2 separate regions of the Homo sapiens genome follow, and region 2 is linked to region 1. A link is an interaction called in ENCODE POLR2A ChIA-PET data of the cell type or tissue named here. Cell type or tissue: Caco-2. All regions are shown on one strand.

What was found. Peaks named below come from ENCODE experiments on the same cell type or tissue, not always from the same donor. Only the 100,000 strongest peaks of a DNase experiment are listed, where the experiment ranks them.
Region 2: POLR2A ChIA-PET joins it to region 1 with 8 read pairs; 1 of 35 experiments calls an interaction of 5 or more read pairs at or near these places.

What each region holds. Positions count from the first base shown.
Region 1 is chr5:146,136,019-146,140,018 of GRCh38, forward strand. The region is part of intron 21 of LARS1 (leucyl-tRNA synthetase 1); the gene reads right to left. It also overlaps the pseudogene RPL35AP16 and the pseudogene RPL35AP17. Among named protein-coding and RNA genes, the nearest start is that of PLAC8L1, 32 kb to the left of the region's middle. In Caco-2, no CTCF peak of the experiment used is centred here; a DNase peak (open chromatin) is centred at 2,063.
Region 2 is chr5:146,031,438-146,035,437 of GRCh38, forward strand. The region is part of intron 5 of SH3RF2 (SH3 domain containing ring finger 2); the gene reads left to right. The region is part of intron 1 of LOC107986458 (a long non-coding RNA gene); the gene reads right to left. Among named protein-coding and RNA genes, the nearest start is that of PLAC8L1, 72 kb to the right of the region's middle. In Caco-2, no CTCF peak of the experiment used is centred here; a DNase peak (open chromatin) is centred at 1,566.

The sequences.
Region 1 (4,000 bases):
TCATTCAGAAATGGAATGGACCAGCTCATGAGGTTGGAGTTATGATTTTAGGAACCCTCCTATCATTAGGGTCACAAAAATCGGTTGTTCAAGTTGTGCTCTGCCTTAGGGCAATGCATCGGAAGAGGCACCACTCACAGCCTAGCAATCTTTATCGCTTTAAAATTGTATGTCATTAGTTTAACTATGCTGATATCAGAAGGAAATGATGATTATATCAGTTTTCTATTATACTACATGGCAATACATATCTTGTTCTAATAAAATCAGGATAGTACAACAACTTTCAGACAGCCAAAGAAAATGTCATGTTCTAACAAGAATAATAAATGTATTGTTCTTCTTTGACTTACAAAGAAGAAATGAGTTCAATAATCAAAGGTTCCTTATTGAGCTAACAAAATCTATTAAAATCGCCTGTGCTTCTAAACAGCAGTTTTTCAGTCTAATATACAGATTACCTATTTTTTTTTTTTTTTTGAGATGGAGTCTTGCTCTGTTACCCAGGCTGGAGTGCAGTGGCGCAATCTTGGCTCAGTGCAACCTCCGCCTCCCTCGGTTCAAGGGATTCTCTTACCTCAACCTCCTGAGTAGCTGGGATTACAGGCGCGCACCATCATGCCCAGCTAATTTTTGTACTGTTAGTAGAGACGGGGTTTCACCATGTTGGTCAGGCTGGTCTCTAACTCCTGACCTCGTGATCTGCCCGCCCTGGCATCCCAAAGTGCTGCAATTAACGGGCGTGAGCCACCGCACCCGGCCACAGATTATCTTAAAGGAACATCTTTTATTACCTTTCAATATTAGGGCACAGGCTAAGTCTGATGTTACATAATGCAATTTACATCAGCTGCCATTTGTTTAAAGCTACAACTATTTTCTCCTTTTTCCCTTTTTTTGAGATGCAGTTTCACTCTTGTCGCGCAAGGCCTGAGTGCAATGGCACGTTCTCAAATCACTGTAACCTCTGCCTCTCGGGTTCAAGCGATTCTCCTGCCTCAGCCTGCAGCTGGGATTACAGGCGCCCACAACCAGGCCCAGCTAATTTTTTGTACTTTTAGTAGAGATGGAGTTTCACCACATCGGCCAGGCTGGTCTTGAACTCCTGACCTCAGGTGATCCACCCGCCTTGGCCTCCCAAAGTGCTGGGATTATAGGCGTGAGTCACCGCGCCCAGTCCCCTACAACTATTTTCATTATGACATATAGACACTTATGACAACTAATACAGTCATTGCTATTCTGTTGGTTACAGCAAAATTCACTGGTTGTAACAAATCTAATTTGTTACCATTTTTATTAATGAGGAATAAATAATTTTGTACTTTTTTTTTTAAGTCAAGTAGGGGTGCCCTTCTCTAATTTGCACAGAAGTATCATAGGGGCAAGTGAGGGGTCTGTCAAGTTTGCATAACCTCCTACTGAGGATATTGATTAATAAGATAAAGTACTATGCAGTCTGTTTTAAAAAAATCACCCATATTATTAATAGTAACAGTAGTGATAGTAACAGCAGAAGCATAGAGAGGACTACTATACTGCTTGGGAAGGAGCATTACGTGACATCTAAAAATCTTACAGACTCCAAAATTCTATCATTCTACTAATTTAGTGGCCAGTCACAGTATAAAACAAAAAGCACCGAGTCATTTTCTCAACTTACTAAGAAAAATAGCTCTTCCCATCATCTTGGATCCTATGGAGGCCTGCTGGGAGCAGGACTTCTAAAAGGAAATATGGCTGGAAGGCTGTGGTCCAAGGCCATTTTTGCTGGCTATGAGCAATGTCTCCAGAACACACAGCTCTTCTTAAAATTGAAGGTGTTAGCTGGGCATGGTGGCTCACATCTGCAATCCCAGCACTCTGGGAGGCTGAGGTGGGCGGATCATGAGGTCAGTTTGAGACCATCCTGGCCAACATAGTGAAACCCCGTCTCTACTAAAAATACAAAAAAATGAGCCGAGCATCATGGCAGGCACCTGTAGTCCTAGCTACTCAGGAAGCTGAGGCAGAATTGCTTGAATCCGGAAGGTGGAGGTTGCAGCGAGCCGAGATTACGTCATTGCATACCAGCCCAGGCAACAGGGCGAGACTCTATCTCAAAAAAAAAAAAAAAAAAGTGAAACTGTTTATGCTCAAGATGAAACAGAATTCTATGTGGGCAAGAGATGTGCTTATGTATACAAAGCAAAGAACGACCATGACTCCTGGCAGCAAACCAAACAAAACCAGAGTAATCTGGGGAAAGGTAACTCGGGCCCCATGGGAACAGTAGCATGGTTCATGCCAAATTCCTAAACAATCTTCCTGCTAAAGGTATTAGACACAGAATCTGAGTGATGCTATACCCCTCAAGGATTTAAACTAATGAAAAGTCAATAAATAAAAGTGGATTTGTTAAAAAGGAAAAAAAAAAAAAAAGAAATGGCTGGGTGCAGTGGCCCATGCCTGTAATCCCAGCACTTTGGGAAGCCGAGGCGGGTGGATCACTTGAGGTCAGGAGTTCCAGATCAGCCTGGCCAACATACTGAAACCCTGTCTCTACTAAAAACACAAAAAAGTAGCCGAGTGTGGTGACAGGCACCTGTAATCCTAGCTACTCAGGAGGCTGAGGCAGGAGAATCGCTTGAACCCAAGAGGTGGAAGTTTCAGCAAGCCCAAGATCGCATCACTGCATACCACCCTGGGCAACAGTATGAGACTCTGTCTCAAAAAAAAAAAAAAAGAAAGAAAAAGAAAAAAAAATTTGAAGGTGTTTATGCTCAAGATGAAACAGAATTCTATTTGGGCAAGAGATGTGCTATGTATACAAAGCAAAGAACCAGACGGTGACTCCTGGAGGCAAACCAAACAAAACCAGAGTAATCTGGGGAAAGGTAACTCAGGCCCACGGGAACAGTAGCATGGTTCATGCCAAATTCCTAAACAATCTTCCTGCTAAGGCTATTGGACACAGAATCGGAGTGATGCTGTACCCCTCAAGGATTTAAACTAACGAAAAGTCAATAAAAGTGGATTTGTGAAAAAAAAAAAAAAAAAAATGGCCGAGTGCAGTGGCTCATGCCTGTAATCGCAGCACTTTGGGAAGCTGAGGCAGGCGATCACTTGAGGTCAGGAGTTCGAGACCAGCCTGGCCAACATGGCGAAACCCCATCTCTACGGAAAAAAACAAAAATTAGCCGGGCATGGTGGCATGCGCCTGTAATCCCAGCTACTCAGGAGGCTGAGGCAAGAGAATCGCTTGAATCTGGGAGGTGGAGGTTGCAGTGAGCCAAGATCGTGTCACTGCACTCCAGCCTGGGCGAAAGAGTGAGATTCCATCACAACAAAAAAAAAAAAAAAGAAAAAGAAAAAAAAAGGAAAAGAAAACTCTTCTGGGTCACAATGCTAAGCTCTTTATGATTCCTGTCCCTGTCTCTGTCTCTCTTTTTCTCTCTTTACTTCAGTTGCAATTTGTGTCACCTTTGGCCACTCTAAATACAAATGTTACAAATAGGTAACTCTTCCCTATCTCTCTCTTCAATTAATACTATCTACTCCCCTTGCTCAATTTTAAAGATAAAAATTAATTTATAGGCCAGGCGCGGTGGCTCACACCTGTAATCCCAGCACTTTGGGAGGCTGAGGGCAGATCATGAGATCAGGAGACTGAGACCATCCTGGCGAACACGGTGAAATCCCGTCTCTACTAAAAATACAAAAAAAAATTAGCCAGGCGTGATGGCGGGTGCCTGTAGTCCCAGATACTCGAGAGGCTGAGGCAGGAGAATGGCGTGAACCCAGGGGGCGGAGCTTGCAGTGAGCCCATATGACGTCACTGCACTCCAGTGTGGGAGACAGCGAGACTCCGTCTCAAAAAAAAAAAAAAAAAAAAAAAAATTAATTTATGCCTCGTCCTAAATATGCTAATTAGAAGGTTTTTAACTCTGATTAATTCATATTATTTCTTATTTATTTACTAATTTTTTGGTAGAGATGGGGTCTCACTATATCGTCCAGG
Region 2 (4,000 bases), 100 kb before region 1:
TAAGTGATGGAGGAATCTGATGAAAGAAAGAAGATGTGAATGAGTGTGTGAGGGAATTCTTATAATAATGAGGAATTTAATAAAGAAATAAGTATGTAAGTGAATGACGGAGGGAGGGATCAACAGGGTGGGTGAGTGAGAAGTGAATGCAGGCCGTGGGTTCTCTGCAAGCCCACAAAGGGTATAAGGGGCAGCAATGCCAAGCTCTGCTGTGTCATCATTTTGCCTTGCTTGCTCTTGTCCTGCCAGCCCTGGGGATTTTGAGAGTAATCAATACCCTTCCCCATGGAGTGTGTGTCCATGCTTTAGTGCTTTGATAGCTGGATTCTCTCAGAAGGACAAAATCAACTGCACCCCTAAGCTTGAGGCCAGGCAGCCACCATCCAAGACTGTAGCCTCCCATATATGGAAAAATACACATTTGGCTGGTGCATCCCCAGCACCATCCCTTCCATGTGCCCCAGGTATATAAGACCCACCCCAAAGCTAAGCACCTCACAATGATGCATGCTCCAGGGGTAAGAGACAAGCAGCATGTTGGGTTTGGATGAACTTCATAGCCAAGGTCCCCCAGCCAGGTAGGAGGGCATGGAATGGAAAACACTTTATCCAAAGTAGGTCTCCCATCATCTATCTCTGCTTCCTTTATGGTGTATATTTTATTCGTCTGTTTTCTTGGTTTTTGTTTTGTATATGAGTATCTTGTTTTACCTGCCATCTCCCTAGAATATAAGCTCCATAAGGACAGAATGAGGCACATGGAAAGCCTAATAAATATTTGTTGAAAATTAGTGAAACATAGTCTGGAAAGCAAGTCAAGCAAACCAACCTCTTGAACCAGCTACCAAGACATGGTACCCTCTCCCAGTGGTGGACTTAGGTCTGACTCTGTGGCCAAGCCCCATGGGTGATGACCTTCAGCATGCCACTTCCCCTCAGAGGATTAAATTGGGTGGTCTTGAAGCTCTTATGGCTTCAAGATCTTCAGCTCTTACATACTAGGATCCTAAAGCCAGGGGAAGGGGCTTCAGATTTTTCCAAGATTCATATAGGTAATATGAACCTGAGTTCCCTGACCAAAACTCTTGAAAAAAAATGTTGTCTATTACATAGGAGGCAGCAATTTCATCTGGCCAGTGACCGAGGGGTGAGGTGACACTAGGTGTGGTGACAGAGACAATCCAGATGCTATCTTGGCTCTCCTTCAGGCTTTACCAAACCTCAGCTCAGGGCCAAAGCCCAGCCTGACATCCTACTGCCTATGCCTTGGGAAAGTTAGACAAGTGTGCCCATAAATCACATTTCTCTCTGGTAACACAGAAATGACTGGGAAATCTCTTCTCAGGCGTCTTTGCAGAGTTCCAGAAATGGGGCAAACCCTTCCTGGCTTAGCCTAGCAAATGAGGCACAGGGAGCTAAAGAAGCCCTTCTCTGAGAATCCCAGCCCTCACCGACTCCTGCCCTCTAGAACCTTCCAGACCTTGGAGCCAGCACCACCTGATTCTCCCTCCAAAATATACACACGGACTTGTGTGCTGTAGTTAGGGCTGAGAGGACAGGCTCTGAAGTCACAGTCACATCATGTAGGTTCGAATCCCAGCTCAGCTTCCTTGCTGGCTCTGTGGCCTTGGGCAAGTTACTAATCATATGTTTTTGCCTTGACATTCTCAACGCCAGATGGGAAAAATGATGATAATGGTATTTAGCCCTTTGGTTTGTTGTGAGGATTATATGAGATAATAGAGTGTTTAGGAATGTGTGGCCTCTGACAAGTATTCTGTAAACATTAGCTCTTGATTTTGGAACTCTGTTTTCATTTTTCCCATCTTATCTCAGTGAGATTACACACTCCTTAAGGGCAAGGAGTATGCTTTCTTTTCAACCTTTTTTGTCTTTCACATTGTCTTACCTAGGAGCATTTGTCAATTGGAGGAGACCAGATATTCCCAAATCATGTCTCTCCAGAAGTTACAGGAATTTCCTTAGTGAAAATCTATGAGCACTAGCCCTTAGCTTTTTTTTTTTTTTTTTTTTTTTTTTTTTTTTTTTTGAGATGGAGTTTCACTCTTGTTGCCCAGGCTGGAGTGCAAAGGCCCGATCTCGGCTCACTGCAACCTCCGTCTCCCAGGTTCAAGCCATTCTCCTGCCTCAGCCTCCCAAGAAGCTGGGATTACAGGCACGCACCACCACGCCCAGCTAATTTTGTATTATTATTAGAGACGGGGTTTCTCCATGTGGGTCAGGCTGGTCTCGAACTCCCGATCTCAGGTGATCTGCCCACCTCAGCCTCCCAAAGTGCTGAGATTACAGGCGTGAGCCACTGCACCTGGCCATGCCCTAAGCCTTTTTGTGGGAAAAATGACACCCACGTTTTGTGGAAAAAGACGCTGAGTTAGGGAATATCAAGAAAAGGTAAAGAACAAAAGTAACACTCCTCCCCCACAAATATATCCCCATTGTTTGTTGTTACGAAAGTCTTATTACCAACAGAAGAGACAATTGGAAGGATGGTTTTCTCACATCCATCCCAGATGGTGTAGACACTGATCTTCCTAAAAGCAGACTCAACAAACATTTACTGACTGCTTAGGTATTGTTCTAAAAGGTGGGGATACAAATAAAAATTATGTTTGTTGTAAGGATGGGCCAAAATTAGGGATTCTCCCCTTCTTAATGCAAATGCATATTTTCTTTCCTTTTTAGCACAATGAGATAAAAATATCAGGACATCTGGAAACAAAGATTATCTGAAGGGTTTTATTCTCCCTTTATTTCCCATCAAATGCAGTGCTCTGAAGAGTGAGCTGCATTAATTGCCCAAACAGCCTGGGTCCTGAGCTTGTGTGGCTCATGCAGTGATGGGAGAGGACAGCAGAGGGCTTGCTTGCAGGGTAGCTGAACCTCTCCAGGCACCACAGGCTGGGACCTCGGGGCAGGGATGGTGAGTCTCTGGGGACAGCCAATTAAAACTGTTTAAATCTCATTTGAGACCATGAAGGACAACTTCTGATTTCCGCAGAACCACACAGAGCCAGCAAGCATGCCATCCAGAAGGAGCTTTAAGTGATGGCTTTGGAAACACATGCCCTTTTCACTTGCTGAGATCACTGAGCCTGTCTCACTGGGACCCTGGTGGACTTTGTGGCCACATTCTAATAATCCTATGAGAAGGAAAAATTGTCCTATGACCAACCAAGGTCTCAGCCTCAGTATGAGGTGTCTTCCCAAGGATATCCAGTGATAATAATTCAGAAGATGAAGTCAGACACGCCAACAAGAAGGTATCAGGGAGTGTTTCAAGGAACCATGAGAGCATTGGAGCCTAGGTTTCCAAGAATGTAAATCCTTCATTTATCGAGGGCACTCAGTTACTCAAAAAAGAACAGAGGCCAGGTGCAGTGGCTCACACCTGTAATCCTAGAACTTTGGGAGGCCAAGGCAGGTGAATCACTTGAGGTCAGAGCTGGAGACCAGCCTGGCCAACATGGTGAAACCCCATCTCTACTAAAAATACAAAAGTTAGCCAGGCGTGGTAGTGCACCCCTGTAATCTCGGCTACTCAGGAGGCTGAAGCAAGAGAATTGCTTGAACCCGAGAAGTGGAGATTGCAGTGAGCTGAGATTGTGCCACTGTACTCCAGCCTGGGCGATGAAGTGAGACTCTGTTTCAAAAAAAAAAAAAGAACAGAGACAACTGCTTTGATAATGGGTGGTGGTGGTAGGCGATTTTTTTTTCTCTTTTTTAAAATAAAAATGTTCGTTGTTGTCGCTGTAATATCATTTGAGAAAATTTTAAAATAAGAGACAACAAACACATGGCAGAAAGTAAATTTTCTGAAGATGCTGAGATGAACTTGACATTGCTAAATTATTTCTGGGCTCACTAAATTCCTTAGAAGGGATTTTTTTTAATTAACTTTTTTTTTAACTTTTTTTCATTCTGACTTCAGTTTGCTTCACCAGCCATCTCCCCTGAAGTGACACCTTAGATTTTAAAAAAT